Linked DNA regions of Homo sapiens: region 1 is linked to region 2. A link is a loop called in an ENCODE intact Hi-C map of the cell type or tissue named here. Cell type or tissue: Caco-2. All regions are shown on one strand. Each heading gives the region's core, and the rest is flanking DNA. Links, peaks and the distances in the headings are about the cores only. Region 1 has its middle 6.8 kb from the start of GLYATL2. Region 2 has its middle 38 kb from the start of GLYATL1.

The links. A loop is a pair of places that touch in the nucleus more often than their neighbours do. Peaks named below come from ENCODE experiments on the same cell type or tissue, not always from the same donor. Only the 100,000 strongest peaks of a DNase experiment are listed, where the experiment ranks them.
Region 1: it touches region 2 in a loop (18-fold over the local background); 4 of 110 quality-filtered maps call a loop at or near these places.

Annotation. Positions count from the first base shown.
Region 1 is chr11:58,847,357-58,855,696 of GRCh38, forward strand. It overlaps a transcript of GLYATL2 not described here. Among named protein-coding and RNA genes, the nearest start is that of GLYATL2, 6.8 kb to the left of the region's middle. In Caco-2, for the core only: no CTCF peak of the experiment used is centred there; a DNase peak (open chromatin) is centred at 3,275.
Region 2 is chr11:58,897,241-58,905,580 of GRCh38, forward strand. It overlaps a transcript of GLYATL2 not described here and a transcript of GLYATL1 not described here. Among named protein-coding and RNA genes, the nearest start is that of GLYATL1, 38 kb to the right of the region's middle. RefSeq lists an enhancer at 8,144-8,340. In Caco-2, for the core only: a CTCF peak has its summit at 3,747 (motif pointing left); a DNase peak (open chromatin) is centred at 3,771.

The sequences.
Region 1 (8,340 bases), core at 124-8,123, 50 kb before region 2:
GCACAGCCACAGCATGGTAGAGCAGCAAGTGGGCTCTTGACATCCCCAATTGCAGGACTTAGCTCTTGAACAGCATTTCTGGACCTTCCCTGGGCCAGAAGGAAGCCCACTGCCCGGAAAGGTGAGTCCCAGGCCAGGTAGACTTTACTACAAGCTGATTTAAGAGCCCTTAGGCCTTAAGAGAACACTGGTTGGTAGTCTGGCAACCAGTGGGTAGGGGTGACTATGTGGTGAGACTCCTCTGTCTTTGGAAAGAAAAGGCAAAAGTGGGAAGAACTTCATCTTGTGGTTTGAACCTCAGCTCAACTGCAATATAATAGAACACCAGGTAGCCCTCTAATGTTTTTGACTCTAGTCCTTGACTTCTGGACAGCACATCTGTATCTCAGGGCCTGAGGAATCTCACTGCCCTGATGGGAAGCACACAGGCCTTGCTGGCTTTGCTACCTTCTGATTGTAGAGTTCCAGAGCCTTAAGTGAACATAGGCAGTAGCCAAGGAGTGATTACAGCAGGCCTTGGTCAAGATGCAGTGCTGTGCGGACCTCAGGCCTGATCTAGCACAGTCATAATGGCGGTGGCCACAGGAGTGCTTATGTCACTCCACCCCCAATTTTAGTTGGCTCAGAACAGAGAGAGAGGCTTTTTTTTTTTTTTTTTTTTTTTGAGAAAGTAAGGGAAGAAAACAGAACAGTCTCTGCCTGGTAATCCAGAGAATTCTCCCATATCTTCTCCAAGACTATTGAGGCGGTACCTTTATGAGTCTTCAAAAACCACAGTATTACTGGGCTTGGGATGCTCTCTGAAGTAGAGACAGCTTAAATCATGATACCTACATCTTTTCAAATATCTGGAAAGCCTTTCCAACAAGGATGGCTACAAATAAGCCCAGACAGTGAAGACTAGAGCAAACACCTAACTCTTCAGTGCTCAGACACTGAAGAACATCTACTAGCATCTACAGCATTGAGAAGAATGGGACCTCACCAAATCAACTTAATAAGACACCTGGGACCAATCCTGGAGAAATGGAGATATGTGACCCTTCAGAGAGAGAATTCAGAATACCTGTGTTGAGGAAACTCAAAGAAACTTAAGATAACACAGAGAAGAAATGCAGAATTCTATCAGATACATTTAACAGACAGATTGAAATAGTTAAAAAGAATCAGAAATTCTGGAGCTGAAAAATGCAATTGTCATACTGAAGAATCTATCAGGGACCTTTATTCGCAGAATTAACAAAGCAGAAAAAAGAATTAGTGAGCTTGAAGACAGGCTATTTAAAAATGCGCTTTCAAAAGATACAAAATAAAAAAATTAAAAAACAACAAAACACATCTACAGGTTATAGAAAATAGCCTTGAAAGGGCAAATCTAAGAATTATTGGCCTTAAAGAGAAGGTAGAGATGGAGATGGGGTAGAAAGTTTATTTAAAGAAATAATAACAGAGAACTTCCCCATACCAGAGAAAGATATCAGTATCTGAGTACAGGAAAGTTGTAGAACACCAAGCAGATTTAACCCAAAGACTATCTCAAGGCATTTAAAATCAAACTCCCAAAGGTCAAGGAGAAAGAAACATAAAAGCAGCAAGAGAAAAGAAATAAATAACATACAATGGAGATACAATACATCTGACAGCAGATTTTTCAGTGGAAACCTAGGAGACAGTGGCATGACACACTTAAAGTGCTGAAGGAAAAATACCTTTTACCCTAGAATATTATCTCACAAAAATATTCTTCAAAAATGAAGGAAGAATACTTTCCCAGACAAGAGCTGAGGGATTTCATCAATATCAGACCTTTCCTACAAGAAATGCTAAAGAAAGAACAGAACATTGAGAAAGAAAGGAACATTAGTGAGCAATAAATAATCACCAGAAGTTTTAAAACTCACAGGTAATAATAAGTACACACGAACAGACAGAATATTATAACGCTGTTAACTGTGGTGTATAAACTACTTTTATCCTAAATAGAAACACCTGAGCTCAAGCAATCCACCTACCTTGGCCTCCCAAAGTGCTAGGATTACAGGCATGAGCCACCACACCTGGCCTATATATCAATAAATTGGAAAACCTAAAAAAAATGACAAATTTCTAGACACATATGATCCACCAAGATTGAACGAGGTCAAAATCCAAAACCTGAACAGACCAATAGCAAGACACAAGACTGAAGCTATACTAAAGTCTCTCAGTAAAGAAAAGCCCAGGATCTGACAGCTTCACTGCTGAATTCTACCAAACATTTAAAGAAGAATATCAATCCTACTCAAACTGTTCTGAAAAATGCAGGAGAAGGCAGCAAACTAACACAAGAACAGAAAACCAAACACCGCATGTTCTCACTTATAAGTGGGAGTTGAACAATGAGAACACATGGACAAAGGGAGGGGAACATCATACACTGGAGCCTGCTGGTAGGTGGGGGCCTGGGAGAGGGATAGTATTAGGAGAAATACCTAATGTAGATGACAGGTTGATGGGTGCAGCAAACTACCATAGCTCGCTTATACCTATGGAACAAAGCTGCACGTTCAGCACATGTATCCCAGAACTTAAAGTATAATTAAAAAAAGATAAACAATTCCAATAGAAAAACAGGAAAAGTGAAAAAAATAGAGAAGGGAATACTTCCAAACTCATTCTATGAGGCAAATATTATCCTGATACCAAAACCGAAGACACATCAAAACACAGAAAACTACAGTCCAATATTTCTGATGAATATTGATGCAAAAATCCTCATCAAAATACTAGCAAACCCTGGTAAAAGTGGGCATCTTTGTTGTGTTCCAGCTATTGGAAAAAAGGCTTTCAGCTTTTCCCCATTCAGTGTGATACTAGCTGTAGGTCTGTCATATATAGCTTTTAACCTGTTGAGGCATGTTTCTTCTATTCCCAGTTTGTTCAGAGGTTTTATTATGAAGGGATGTTGAATCTTATCAAATGCTTTTTTGTGGGCGGTAAGCCACCTGAGGCAAGAGACCGAGGGCACGAGCTGTTCCAGTGTGATAAATATATAAAATAACAAGAGTTATACTAGATATAGATCATAGATATGATTATATATGAATATCATTAATCATTAATTTGTAGCAATTACTCTTTATTCCAATATTATAATAATCTTCACTCTACAATCATAACCCAGGAAAAACCAGGCCATACAGAGATAGGAGCTGAAGGGGCATGGTGAGAAGTGACCAGAAGACGAGAGTGTGAGCCCTCTGTCATGCCCAGACAGGGCCACTAGATGGCTCCTTGGTCTAGCAGTAATGCCAGCATCTGGGAAGATGCCCATTACCAAGTGGACATGGTCTAGCGGTAGCATCAGTGCCAAGGAAAAGCACCTGCTACTTAGCAGACCAGGAAAGGGAGTCTCCCTTTCCCCAGGGGAGTTTAGAGAAGACTCTGCTCCACCACTCTTGTGGAGGGCCTGACATCAGTCAGGCCCACCCACAGTTATCTGGAGGCCTAACCATCTCCCTGTGATGCTGTGCTTCAGCGGTCATGCTCCTGTTTCACTTTCATGTTCTACTCTGGGCACCTGGCTCTGCCCTCTAGATAGCAGTAGCAAAATTAGTGAAAGTATTAAAGTCTTTGATCTTTCTGAAAAGAGCATAGAATAAATAATGGCATAAGCTGTACTCTCTCTGCCTTGGCTGCCAAACAGGGAAGGGCCCCCTGTCTGGTGGACACGTGACTCACGTGACCTTATCAATCATTGGAGATGACTCACACTCTTTACCCTGCCCCTTTTGCCTTGTATCCAATAAATAACAGTGCAGCCAGGCATTCGGGGCCACTACTGGTCTCCGCATCTTGGTGGTAGTGGTCCCCCGGGCCCAGTTGTCTTTTCTTTTATCTCTTTGTCTTGTGTCTTTATTTCTATGATCTCTCATCTCTGCACATGTGGAGAAAAACGCACAGACCCTGTGGGGCTGGCCACTACCCTTTTTAGCATCCATTGAGATGATTATATGGATTTTATCTTTCATTCTGTTGATATGGTGTATCGCACTGGTTGATTTGCATATTTTGAACTATCCTTGCATCCTAGGGATACATCCCAGTTGGTCATGATGAATAATCTTTCTAATGTTATTGTTGAATTTGGTTTGCTAGTATTTTGTTGAGGATTTTTGCATCAGTATATGCACATACTCTGTACCCACAAAAATTAAATATTAAAAAGAATTAAAAAAACAAAAAAGATAGACAATTGAGTTGGCCTTCTTCCAAAGAATTGTATTACATAATATTTGGACACTGCCAGAAACTCCAGACATCTGAGAGACATGATTACTATTATATGGTTCCTGGGTGTATCTTCCTCACTTCTGTAGAACTACAGAAATAGGTGGGTGACATGTGGGAAAAGATTCATAAGTAATGTTAAAGAGTTTCTAAATCATCACAGGGGAGATGGCAAGCCACTGGAAAGTTAGGACTGGAAAAACATGGTTGGGAGGAAGATGTCTGTTAGTGGGATACACACAAGGGATGATTGCCACCTGAGCTAGCATGATAGCCTACTGAGACGAGAAGAGATCCATAGATTTGAGATAATTCAAAGGTAGAGTTTGCAGAATTTGGTCATTGATTGAGAAAGAGTGAGAAGGCTGGCATCTGAGTTTCTGGATTGATCCACTAGAAGCATCAATAATTTTAATTCTTTGAATGGAAATAATATGTAAATTGGTAGATGATAATTTGCTTAAAGTCTTCATTAAGATATTTTCATGACTGTGAAACCAAATGACTATATTTATGAATGTGTTTACTTCTGGCAGAACTTTCATAGGCTCACTCCTTCTAAACTCAGTTCCCTTAACCCTCTTTCCATGAGATCGTATGAGTCTCAATAAAAATTCTGCAGTAGGGGCTATTAGATACCCAACCCCATCTCCAGTTTTTCCTCATGCTTCAGGAAGAAGAATTTGCTATTACCAGGAAAGTCTTTTAAAGCTGCTATGGACATTCAATTAAAGGACACTGAGAATGTAACTAACAGAAATTCAGTGATGTTTCCAAATTGCCTGACTATACGTTTTGAATAACAATGACCTACATTTATTGAGAAATTAACAATATGCCAGGTACATTCAAACTTCTTAGTATATTGTTTCATTTGGTCCTCACAACAACTCTATGAGGTAATCATTACTATTATCCACATTTTATGGAGCAGGAAATTGAGATAGAGATAGGGTAAATAGCTTGCTCAAAATTACATGAAATGAAAATAGCCGATCCAGGATTAAGGCCACAGAACCTTTGCCAAGAGCTCTCAAGTGAGATGTACAGACAAATATTCTTCTTCTAATTGCCATCAGCTATTTGAGACCATATTATCTGCCAGTTTCCTTGTTGATCTAGAAGTCTCTTTAATCGTTAACTACTTCCCTAAAGGCTCTGTCTCCAAATACAGTCACATTGGGGGTTAAGCCTTCAACATGTGAATTTTGAGGGAACACAATATGGTCCTTAAGAGTTGCTCTCTGTTCCCAAGCTGAGTGCTAAGGTCTTTCCTCAATAATGAATTCTTTTTTGCCTAAGTCAGCCAGTGAAGTGCTTGTAACCAACAATGCTAATGAGTAAAGTATCTCTATATCATAGCAATATATTTGGTATTCATTTATTTGGTGTTTCTTTGATTTGCACGTGTAATCAAGAATCATTTAGTCATTTATTCAAACATAGTTTTACCACTGCCATTTAATCACCTGTGTGACTTTAGATGAATTCATCTAAGTAACGTTTCCTTTATCTATAAAGTATAGACAATTATACTGACCCCAAGATTGTTTGAAGGATTTGGGGCAATACGAATATTTATAATTATTAAATATCCTGACAAACACAATTGACCCTTGAACAACATAGGTGTGAACTGCATGGGTCCACTTATGGTTGGATCTTTTTCAATAAAAACAGTCAATCCTCCATATTGGTAGGTTCCACATCTGCAACCAAATACAGATCAAAAATAAAGTATTTGCAGGATTCAAAACCTGTGTACACAGAAGGCTGACTTTTCCTATCTGCAGGTTCCACAGAGCCAATTGCAGAACTTGAGCATGAGTGGATTTTAGTATCACTGGGGGTCCTGGAACCAATTCCTCCAGGATACTGAGGGACGACTGTAGTATCAACTGGAAGTATCATATGTTTGGGTGGGCTCTGACACCTTTTAGAAAATCACGGCCAGGAGAAAAAGAAATGAATATTTAATTTTTGGTTTTCAAAATTGGGACTCTGAAACAAATCTATGTCCTTATATTTTTTTCGTAGTGAATACGTTTTCTAATTATTAACTATTTATTTACAAATGAAAATTGTATATATTTATTGAGTACAACATGATGTTTTAAAGTATGTATACATTGTAAAATGGCACAATAGAGCTAATTAATATATGCACTATCATATACTTTTAAGGTTTTGGTGAGAACACTTAAAATGTATTCTAATAACAATTTTCATAAAATAGTATATTTAAGTATAGTCACCATGCTGCACAATAGATTTATTGGACTGCTCCTACTATCTAACTGAAATTTTGTATCCTGTGACCATCTCCCCAGTCCCTACCACCTCCTCCAATGTCTGGTAACCACCATTATACTCTCTGCTTCTATGAATTTAACTTTTTCAGATTTCACATATAAGGTAGATAATGTGATATTTGTCTTTCTGTGCCTGGTTTATTTTACTTAACATAATGTACTCCAAGTTCATCTATGTGGTTTCAAATGACCGAATTTCCTTCTTTTTAAAAGCTGATTAGTATTCTATTGTGCATATATACCACATTTTTAATGTTCATTAATCTGTTGATAGACACTTAGGTTGACTCTATGTCTTGGCTATTGTGAATAATTCTACAATGTACATAGAAGTGCAGATATCTGTTTAACATACATGCCTGCCTCAGAGATATGGAGGGTTTAGTTCCAGACCACTGCAATAAAGTGGGTATTCCAGTAAAGCAAGTCACACGAAGTTTATGGTTTCCCAGTGCATATAAAAGTTATGTTCACTCTATACTGTAGTCTATTAGGTGTCCAATTGCATTATGTCTTTAAAAAGTACCTATAGTAATTTTAAAATAATTTACTGCTAAAAATGCTAAGGATAATCTGAGCTTTCAAAGAGTTGCAATCTTTTTTGCTGGTGCAAGGTCTTATTTTAGTGTTGATGGCTGCTGACCAGGGTGGGACTTCCTGAAGATTAAGGTAGCTAAGGCAATTTCTAAAAATAAGACAACAAATAAGCTTGTTGCATTGATTAACTCTTCCTTTCAGAAAAGATTTGTCTGAAATCAAAATGCTATTTGGTAGCATTTTACCCACAGTAAAACTTCATTCAAAATTGGAATCAACCCTTTCAACCCTCGCTACAGCTTTATCAAATAGATTTACATAACATTAGAAATCCTTTGTTATCATTTCAGCAATGTTCACAAAATCTTCACCACGAGTAGTTTCTATTTTAAGAGGTCACTTTCTTTGCTCATCCATAAGAAGCAATTTCTTATCCATTCAGGTTTTATCATGAGATTGTAGCAATTCAGTCAGAACTTCAGGCTCTACTTCTAATTTTAGTTCTCTTGTTATTTCCACCACATCTGCAGTTACTTCCTCCATTTAAATCTTGAACACTTCAAAGTTATCTGCAAGGATTGGAATCACCTTCTTCCAAATTCCTGTTGATGTTGATAGCTTGATCTCCTCCCATGGATCATGAATGTTTTAAATGGCATATGGAATGGAAAATCCTTCCAAGAGATTTTCAATTTACTTTGCCCTGATCCATCAGAGAAATCACAATGTATTGCAGCTATAGCCTTAGAGAATGATAAATAATAAGACTTGTAAAGTTGAAATTACTCCTTGATCTATGAGCTGCAGAATGGATGTATGTTAGCAAGCATGAAAAAAAATTAATGTCCTTGTACATCTCCATCAGAGCTCTTGAATGAATAGGTGCTTTTTCAATGAGCAGTAATATTTTTATAAGAATATATTTTTCGTGAGCATTAGGTCTCAATTGTAGGCTTAAAATATTCAGTAAACCACGCTGTAAATAGATGGTGCTGCAATCTAGGTTTTGTTCTTCCATTTGTAGAGAATAGGCAAACTCTATTTAGCATAATTCTTAAGGACCCCAGGATTTTTGGAATGGTAAGTGAGCATTGGCTTCAACTTAAAATAACCAGCTGCATAAACTCTAATGAGAAAGTCAGCCTGTCCTTTGCAGCTTTGAAGTTAGGCATTGTCTTCCCCTTTCCAGCTCTGAAAGTCCTTGATGGCATCTTCTTCCAAA
Region 2 (8,340 bases), core at 156-8,155:
TTCCTTCCTCACCCTGAAGGAGCTCCCATTTTTAAAGGAAAAAATTGGGGACAGTCCAAAAGAAACTCTTATAAATCAAGCCTTGCCATGCCACCATGAGAAGGGTAACCTGCATGCCCAGGGGTGAAATTTTTATATTTTTGTAATGATGTCCAAGGTCACCCCTGTGGATAACAAAAATATTTAAAAACCTATAAGGGTGCCAACCTTTTAGAACTGTGTGTCTTCACAAGGACCTACCAAGGCCTAGAGATCACAGCACCCCACTAGCAGCCATCTCCAAAGGCTTCCCACCTGCCCCAACCAACACACACACGGACGCACACACACACATAAATGCACACACACACACATCCTCCTGCTATCCTTTGGCCCTAGATCTCACCTAACTTTATTCTAAATCTTGATCTCCCTGTGCCCCCAAACTCATGTGTTATAGGGCCTTGGTAATCCCTTTGTAAGCATATTCCCTGACTTCATAAAAACTATTTATGAAACATATATCTAAGGTAAAACTTTTCATTTCATGCTAGATCAGCACTCTTCTTATTACAGTTACAAACACTGAACTTTTTAGTTGCTTGGAAAATATATTGAAAAGGAATTATTATTCTTGTATAGCCATAGATTATCCCTGGAAAAGTATTGATTGCCTAGAAAATGAGTGAAAATTGTTTCCCCATATACATTTTTTTCTTTTGAAAAGGATATCCTGTATATATTCAAGAGATACTGCTTTTTAAAAGAGGAAATTGCCTCCACTATGGAGTCTTATTAATTCACTTATCCATCAAGTTCTCTTATTAACTTAATTATCCATAATATTCCCTTAGTAATTTTTATTCAATCACTAGTATTTGTTTCTAATGCTCATAATTGAACACAAATTTCTTTACTATTATATAAAATAAAGTACCAGTTATTCTCCATTTTCTCCTGTACCCCAATAAGACGACATCTTCCAATAGATTCATTTCCCTGTTCTGCTGCCTCCTCACATCCAGATGAGTGTGCTAAGTGAGACAAATGTTTTTATTCTTCTACCATTCATCCCCCTGAGACCAATCTCTGGCTGTTTTAGTTCCAGATGGTCAGAATTTCCCTTGCAGTGTGTCTCTTCTATTTAAAGAACCCTTCTTTAAAGCTTTTATTACACTTCCTGGAGAGCCTAACATTGTCCATTTAGAGTTAACTTTCTACATAAAATTGGCCAGATTGTTTTTAACTCACTATTGTTTCCTCTTTTTTTTTTTTTTATCTGCTCTTATCTGAGATCTCTGTTCCTATTTGATTAGTTAAAATTCTTTCTCTAGGCCGGGTGCAGTGACTGACGCCTGTAATCCCAGCACTTTCGGAGACCGAGGCGGGCAGATCACGAAGGTCAGGAGATCGAGACCATCCTGGCTAACACTGGGAAACCCCGCCTCTACTAAAAATACAAAAAATTAGCCGGGCGTTGTGGGATGCCTGTAGTCCCAGTTACTCCGGAGGCTCAGGCAGGAGAATGGCGTGAACCTGGGAGGTGGAGCTTGCAGTGAGCCGAGATCGCGCCACTGCACTTCAACCTGGGCGACAGTGCAAGACTCCATCTTAAAAAAAATAAAATAAAATTCTTTCTCCAATATTTCCTGGATGTAAATATGCTACTGATATAATATGTGAAGACTTTCAAAACCACAAATATATTTATTTGACCCTCAGAAGAATATAATTTCTGCAGCCTTATAAATACGCAAATATTTTTTCTTTTACACTCAGGGGACTGATGCCCTATGAATCCACATTTTAGGATGACCAAATTTAATTTTTTCCATTTTATACATAAGGAAACTGAGGTGCAAAGAAAGAAGGTAACCTTGAACCTTCATTCAAGGTCACAAAGCTAATAAGAAGTGGATGACTAGCGATGAGGGCTTCAGGTTGAGATTAACAACCAACATCACAGGATATAATAGGGTTCAACCCAACTTCAAGTTCATAAAATGAATGGACATTCCCTGATCTTCCCTCCACTCCCACCCCCACCTCAGGGGATTTCAGGATGTACAGGGCAAAGCTGTCTCCCTCCACTCCCAACCGTTTCTCAGTCAGTGTGGGGTGTTAAGAACTCCTCACTGCCCCTCTTGAAGCTTACATTCTGGAGCAGGGAGGCAGAAACTAAACCAAAAATTAAAAAAACAAAAACAGTAAACATATTTCCTATAAACTCAGGTGTAGTATATGAAAAACAACACATGATTTGACGACAGAAGATGATGGAGGGAGAAAGAACAACAAATAAATAGGAAAAGAGGCCTCAGATACGAGCAGACAAAAAGGAGAGGAAACAGGAAGGGGTTAGGACGGGCCTCCACAAAAGACTGGCATTTGACAGACAGCTGCAGAAAGAAGGAACAGAGCCAAGCACATACCAGCGGGTTAGGGTTGCAGTCTGAGAAAGCACTCCAGGAATCACCCAAGATGGTCCACTAGGGTGAACAAAGGACATACTTGAACCAGCATTTAGATTCATCTTCATCTAAAAAATAAGAAATTAAGTGTGCCTAATATTTATTTAACATGTTAATTACAACAGAATATATATATATACACACACATACATATATAGTTGATGCTCAATTTGTTAAAAATTTGGTATGTAAAATTAAAGCTCAGAGATTACTCTTGCGTACGGCAATAAGCTCCTGAAAGGCAAGGATAGATTTCACCCCTCTCTGTATTTTCAGAGTCCATCGAATTGTGTGGAACAAAATAGGTATCAGTAGTATTTTGGGGGGTGGGGGGAGATCGAAACCATGCGGAGCACCGGAATTCTGTGTAAATCATTTAAAAAAACCTCCTCTGCTTTACAGCAGAGTCCCTTTTCTTTTGTATTTTTAGTTGCAACTAGCCCCATGCCTTGTAGATGACCCCTAAGAAATGAATGAGTGAATGAACGCGTGGACAGCAGGATGGATCAGTGAGTGAGGAGCAGTGATTCGCAGGACATGCATGCATTGAAATCCTGACAAAGCAGCCTCTGCAAAATAAGAGACCTTAGGCTTTGGTGTCTGACAGAAGATAAAATTATTCAAGGGCTGTCCTTGGGCAACTTAGTTGAGGTTTCCTAATCTATGAAACAGAAAATGATTAAATAGAAAGACGATTGCGAAAAAACCTATGGAAGGTGCGAAAGCAGGATGCCTGGCATTGAGAGACGCTTCACACCTGTTATCTCTCTCCCTATTCTCTCTCCACTCCTACTCCCGCCCGGCAGCTCCCCGCTGTCAGCACCAGAAATACCCGCTAAGAATACGAAAAGCAACGCTGGCCTTACACCGTGACGCTTTTAAAAACTCTAAAAACCCAGCGTGACGGGGGGTAGGTTTGCCTAAAGACAGGTGAGGCAGCCTTAGTTAACTGAGAAGGTTAATTGACAAAGAGGGTTGAGCCACTATGAGCCGAAGCAACCTTGGACTAACAGGTGTATCTTCAGCCAACACATGTCCCAGCATCTCCCACGCCCATCCCTCCATTTAGCACCCAAAATGCAGCCTCCTAAGAGAATGGGAAGCTTGGGGGGGTGGTCAGCTTTGGCTTTCATGGAAGCTACCATTGGCTTTCATTGATGTCAACCCATTAAGGGAATCTTCGAGTCCAAGAACGGAAGCTACCATTGGCCTTAATCTTCACCTCCCGCTTTTCTTCCCTGCTTCTTTTCTCCTCCCTATTCCAGTAGGTTAGTTCTCTGGCGCCATCAGCTGGCAGCACGCGGGAATATACCAAACGCGGAAACGCGCCTTCGCCTGCCCTGAGTAACTGCAAATCCAGGGCTGAGTGAGGTATTTAAGCGCTTGGCTTGTGTACTCAGGACGGTGCTAAAAGGGGGCTGCCTGCGCGGATCCTTTTCCCACAAGATGCAAGTAAAAAAGCACCGCTGACGCCCTGGGAGGGTCACAGAGAGACAGGCGGGGCGGTTGACCAGCTGAACGGACTCACTTCTAAGAAATGCAAATTACCGAGCCACAGTCCAACCAAAGGTATCAAAACAGGATCTCTACCGATGGAGCTCAGCGATATGTGTTTTGACCAGCTCACAATAAGATTTTCATGCATCATACATTTTGCTTGAGTTTCTCAGGTAGTTATGTTGATGTCCGGATTTGTTAAAAGCTGCAGATTACTGGGCCTCACCCCAGACCTATTGAACTTAAATATATTTGGGTTCCCAGAATCCCCATTAAAACAAACAAACAAACAAACAAAACACCTATCCAAGTGATACGGTTGAACTTTAAAGTAAAGAGAATCACAAACTGGCAGATCTCTTTAATTTATACTTAGGGAATGGAGACTTCCCCCACCCCCACCAAGAGGGAAAGGAATTTGCTCAAGGTCTCCCTGCAAGATCCTAAGAAAACGTGAAGCTCTAAGGTTAAAATCCTACCTGACAGCCTTTCCCTCCCCCAACTAGTCCTGTGACCTCTAGCAAATTATCCTGTCCTAATCTGTGAAATGGGATCAACAGTCACACCTACCTCAATGGGTGACTGTGAACATCAAAAGAGACCAAAATGAGTCAACTACCAAGCACTGCCCCACTGGAGGTAGACATTGAACTAAATCTTGATCACTCTACCCCCCATTCATCTCCGAGTACCACTGTATGAGGATGGAAGTGAAGTCACCCAGCCACATGTTGGTCCCAAACCATGTAAACCTCTACACACAGCTCAGTGAATATTTCTTTACTTGAAGAGAGAGAGAGGCTCCTTGGAGCCTCTGGAGTCTGGAGGTGGATGTTACCATCCCCATGAGTGCATTGTCTTCCTAAGATAGGATGGACTACGGGGTCTATATGGGAAGTGTTAGCTGCCAGTACTTCAAGGCTGGCTCCTAAGCTGTTGCTGGAGGCTTAGAGACCCCATTTCAGCTATCTATCAATAGGGGCAGGTTGTTAGCAGGAGTGAGTGAGGTGAGCCCACTATGAACCCACAGGAGGACAGGAAAAAAACCATCTCATCTAAGCTTTCACATACCCCATTGCAAGCTCCATTATGTGGTGCCCAGGCCCTTATGTCTGACACATCCCCAGAAGCCAATTCTCCTCAGTCCTTCCTGCCACTTCTGCCATTGTACATCCAGACAGTTCCACTCTTTTCTTCTGTCAAACTCCTACTCATCTCTCATCCATCAAGTCCAAATATAAATCTCATTCTCTGTGATATACTCCCAAGGTAGAGGCAGTGGTGCCTTCCTCTGTATTCCCAGAACATGTTGTTTGCAACTCTAAATACAGACATCAGCCTACTGTTAGAGTTTAGAAGCATCTTTTAGGGGTTCATGAAGGAATCCCTTTCCATAAACACTGGCCTTACTCCCTAACTTCACCAGACCTGGCCTTAGTGCTTGATCCATTCCCACCTCACCCGACCATGTGAGGGCTTTTCTTCTTTGTGGGTTTGACTACCACAAAATGACCCAACGACCAGTTACTTGGCCAAAAGTATTCTCATCACATTTATAATAAAATCCAGCCAACAAGATGCTTTCTGCCAAGGGAATGTTCTTTTTCAGGGCAAACACTCTGTCCTCAGGGATGCTGGACAACTTCCACAGCCCCATGTAAGCATTAGCTGAAAGTGAGGCTTCCTTGGTGGCTCAACAGATTCCCTGAGCATCCCTACCCTGTCACTGATATCAAATTGCAGTGGATTGCATCCAAGCTCTCAGACCATAGCTGCAAAAGGAAAATCAAAGCTAGAGCTCTACTCTGGACCTATAGCTCTAGGTAGTTAGTTTCTCTGTGAGGGTCACTTTTATACTTAAGGAAGAAATGGAAGATTGGTACTAAAAATGACGTCAGGTTACTTATTCCAATTGTGTGGTTCAGCTGTTACTCCAATGATGAGCAAATGAAGAGGAATTAGAAGCATAGCTATTCCTAGGCTCAAGGAGCAGGGAAGCTCTGGAATTGGTGTACAGCAGTGCTGCTTGGAGTACCATTACAAAGGGACAAGAGTGGTTCAAGGGGAGGTAAAATACAGGGCACCTAAGACACAGGGAATCTGGGAAACAAGGCAGGATTTTGTATTTATCATTTGCCATGATCTCTCTCTGTGAACTTTCTTCTCCCTTTTAATTTTCCCTGTACTTTAATTATATTTCTCAGGCCTGGTGCAGTGGCTCATATCTGTAACCACAGCACATTGGAAGGCTGAGGCAAGCAGAGCACCTGAGGTCAGGAGTTCGACCCCAGACTTGCCAACATGGTGAAACTCCATCTCTATTAAAAATACAAAAAGTATCCGGGCGTGGTGACAGGCACTTGTAATACCAGCTGCTCAGGAGGCTGAGGCATGAGAATCACCTAAACCCAGGAGGTTGAGCTTACAGTGAACTGAGATTGTAACACTGCACTCCAGCCTGGGCAATAAAACAAGACTCTGTCTCAAAAAACAAAATAAAATAAAATAAAATAATTCTCAGTTAATGGCCAACATTACCATCATAAGTCCTAGTTTCCCTCTCTTTCTCCTTTTGTGTGTCTTTTATTTTGATCTATGCTCTTCTCTCCCAAGTTCAGCCTCTTGCCCCTTCTTAAGGCTCTCTGGGCATTCACCCGCATGTGTTGAGTGTCCACTTCTCTCCTTATTTTTCAGTTGGAGTGGATTAGTATCTCCAAGTCAATATATCAAAAGTAGAATTACTGACACACTCATCACTCCTGGCACACACAGCATCTCCTTCCTCAGACTTCCCCATATCACTTAATGCAGACTTTATCTTTCTAGTTGCTCAAGTCAAAAGCCCAAGAATCATATTGAGCTCTCTTTTTCTCTTATTTATGGAAAACCCCATTCACAAGCCAATTCCATGGGCTCGCCCTTCAAAATAAATGTGGAATTCAGCATTTTCTAACACCTCCACCATTACCGTCTGAGGCTGGGCTCCGACATCTTTGCAATCCTGGGATATACTCTTAGCCATCTTCTCCCTTCCACACCTCCTATTGTCCTCCTAGAGTTTGTCCCCCACGCAGCTGCCAGAGAGATTTTTAAAAATATGTCAGGTTATATTACTCCTTGCTACAAATCCTCCATTTAAAATAAATTTCATATTTATAACAAAATCCAGACTTCTTCATATGGCCGACCAGGTGCTTTATGCTAATGGAATGTGCAGATGCTCCTCCCTAAGGAGCACTTTTTTCCAGGGAAAATTCTCTATCTCCAGTGATGTCAGAAACTTTCGACAATACTATTCTCTACCACCTCTTGCTTTTAACAGCTTTTTTCCTCCAGATTCTACAATGAAAAGAAGATCAAGTCTCCTTGTGCAATGATTTACTCTCCGATGCATATTAGTGCCAGTCATGTGCACTGCTTTCAGATGATTCAAGAATAACAGCGATTTGAGAAAGCTGTCTTTACGTTTTTCTCTTCCCTGTTTCTGTTTGATATTATTTTTACAATTACACTTCTAAAGTTTGCTCTTTCCAAACACCACAAGACCCGTGTAATTTAAGTGATTTCAGGAGTCTCTGTGTATTTTACATTAAGTTCAGAAACATGCTCATGATTCCACCAAAACTATCAACTTTTACATAAACATCTGTCCTTCTATGAGTTACAAAATAATTTTCACCATCATCTATTAATCCACCATCTTCTCCCCTTCTTTGACCAACTTCTCAAAAATAACACTCAATACTGAAGGCATCTCCTTCTATTCATGTTCTTAGACAGTAAGACGTTCTGTTCTTAAACAGTAAGATGTTTTCTCAAGCCCCATGCAAAGCACTTACTTGATTATCACTTTGGAGATACCCAACTCTGGAGTCTTCATCCGAAGGGTAAAGTTCCACACCCAGTAATGCGCCTCCTGGGAAACAGGCCTAAATACTCTTCATCTGAGGGGTAAAGTTCCGCACCCAGTAATGCGCGTCCTGGGAAACAGGCCTAAGCAGTGCTGGCCCCTTCCTCGTCCAGACTGGCATTGTCTGTGTTCGCCAGCCCCTCCACGAAGTTGGATCATTTGCGGAGCAGGCCAAGTCCCTCTAGACCTCACGCAGACGCGGGTGCAGCCTGCTCTGCGACTTGCAGTCAGCTGGAAGCTGGGCCTCTGCATCATCAGGGTGGAGCTCTCTCTGCTGCTGCCGCTGGATCCCGCCTGGATGCACGTCCCGCCACCGCCGCCGACCCATCAGCGGCAGAAGGGCAGCAATGGCCACACACCGAAGCACCTTGGCGGGCTATTCCCCTTGCAGCTCTCCTCAGCGCGCTGCTCCCACTCGCAATCAAAAGGCGGAAAAAGCGCGAAACCGCCAGGCATCTCCCATACCCACCCGGCTGCCGCGCA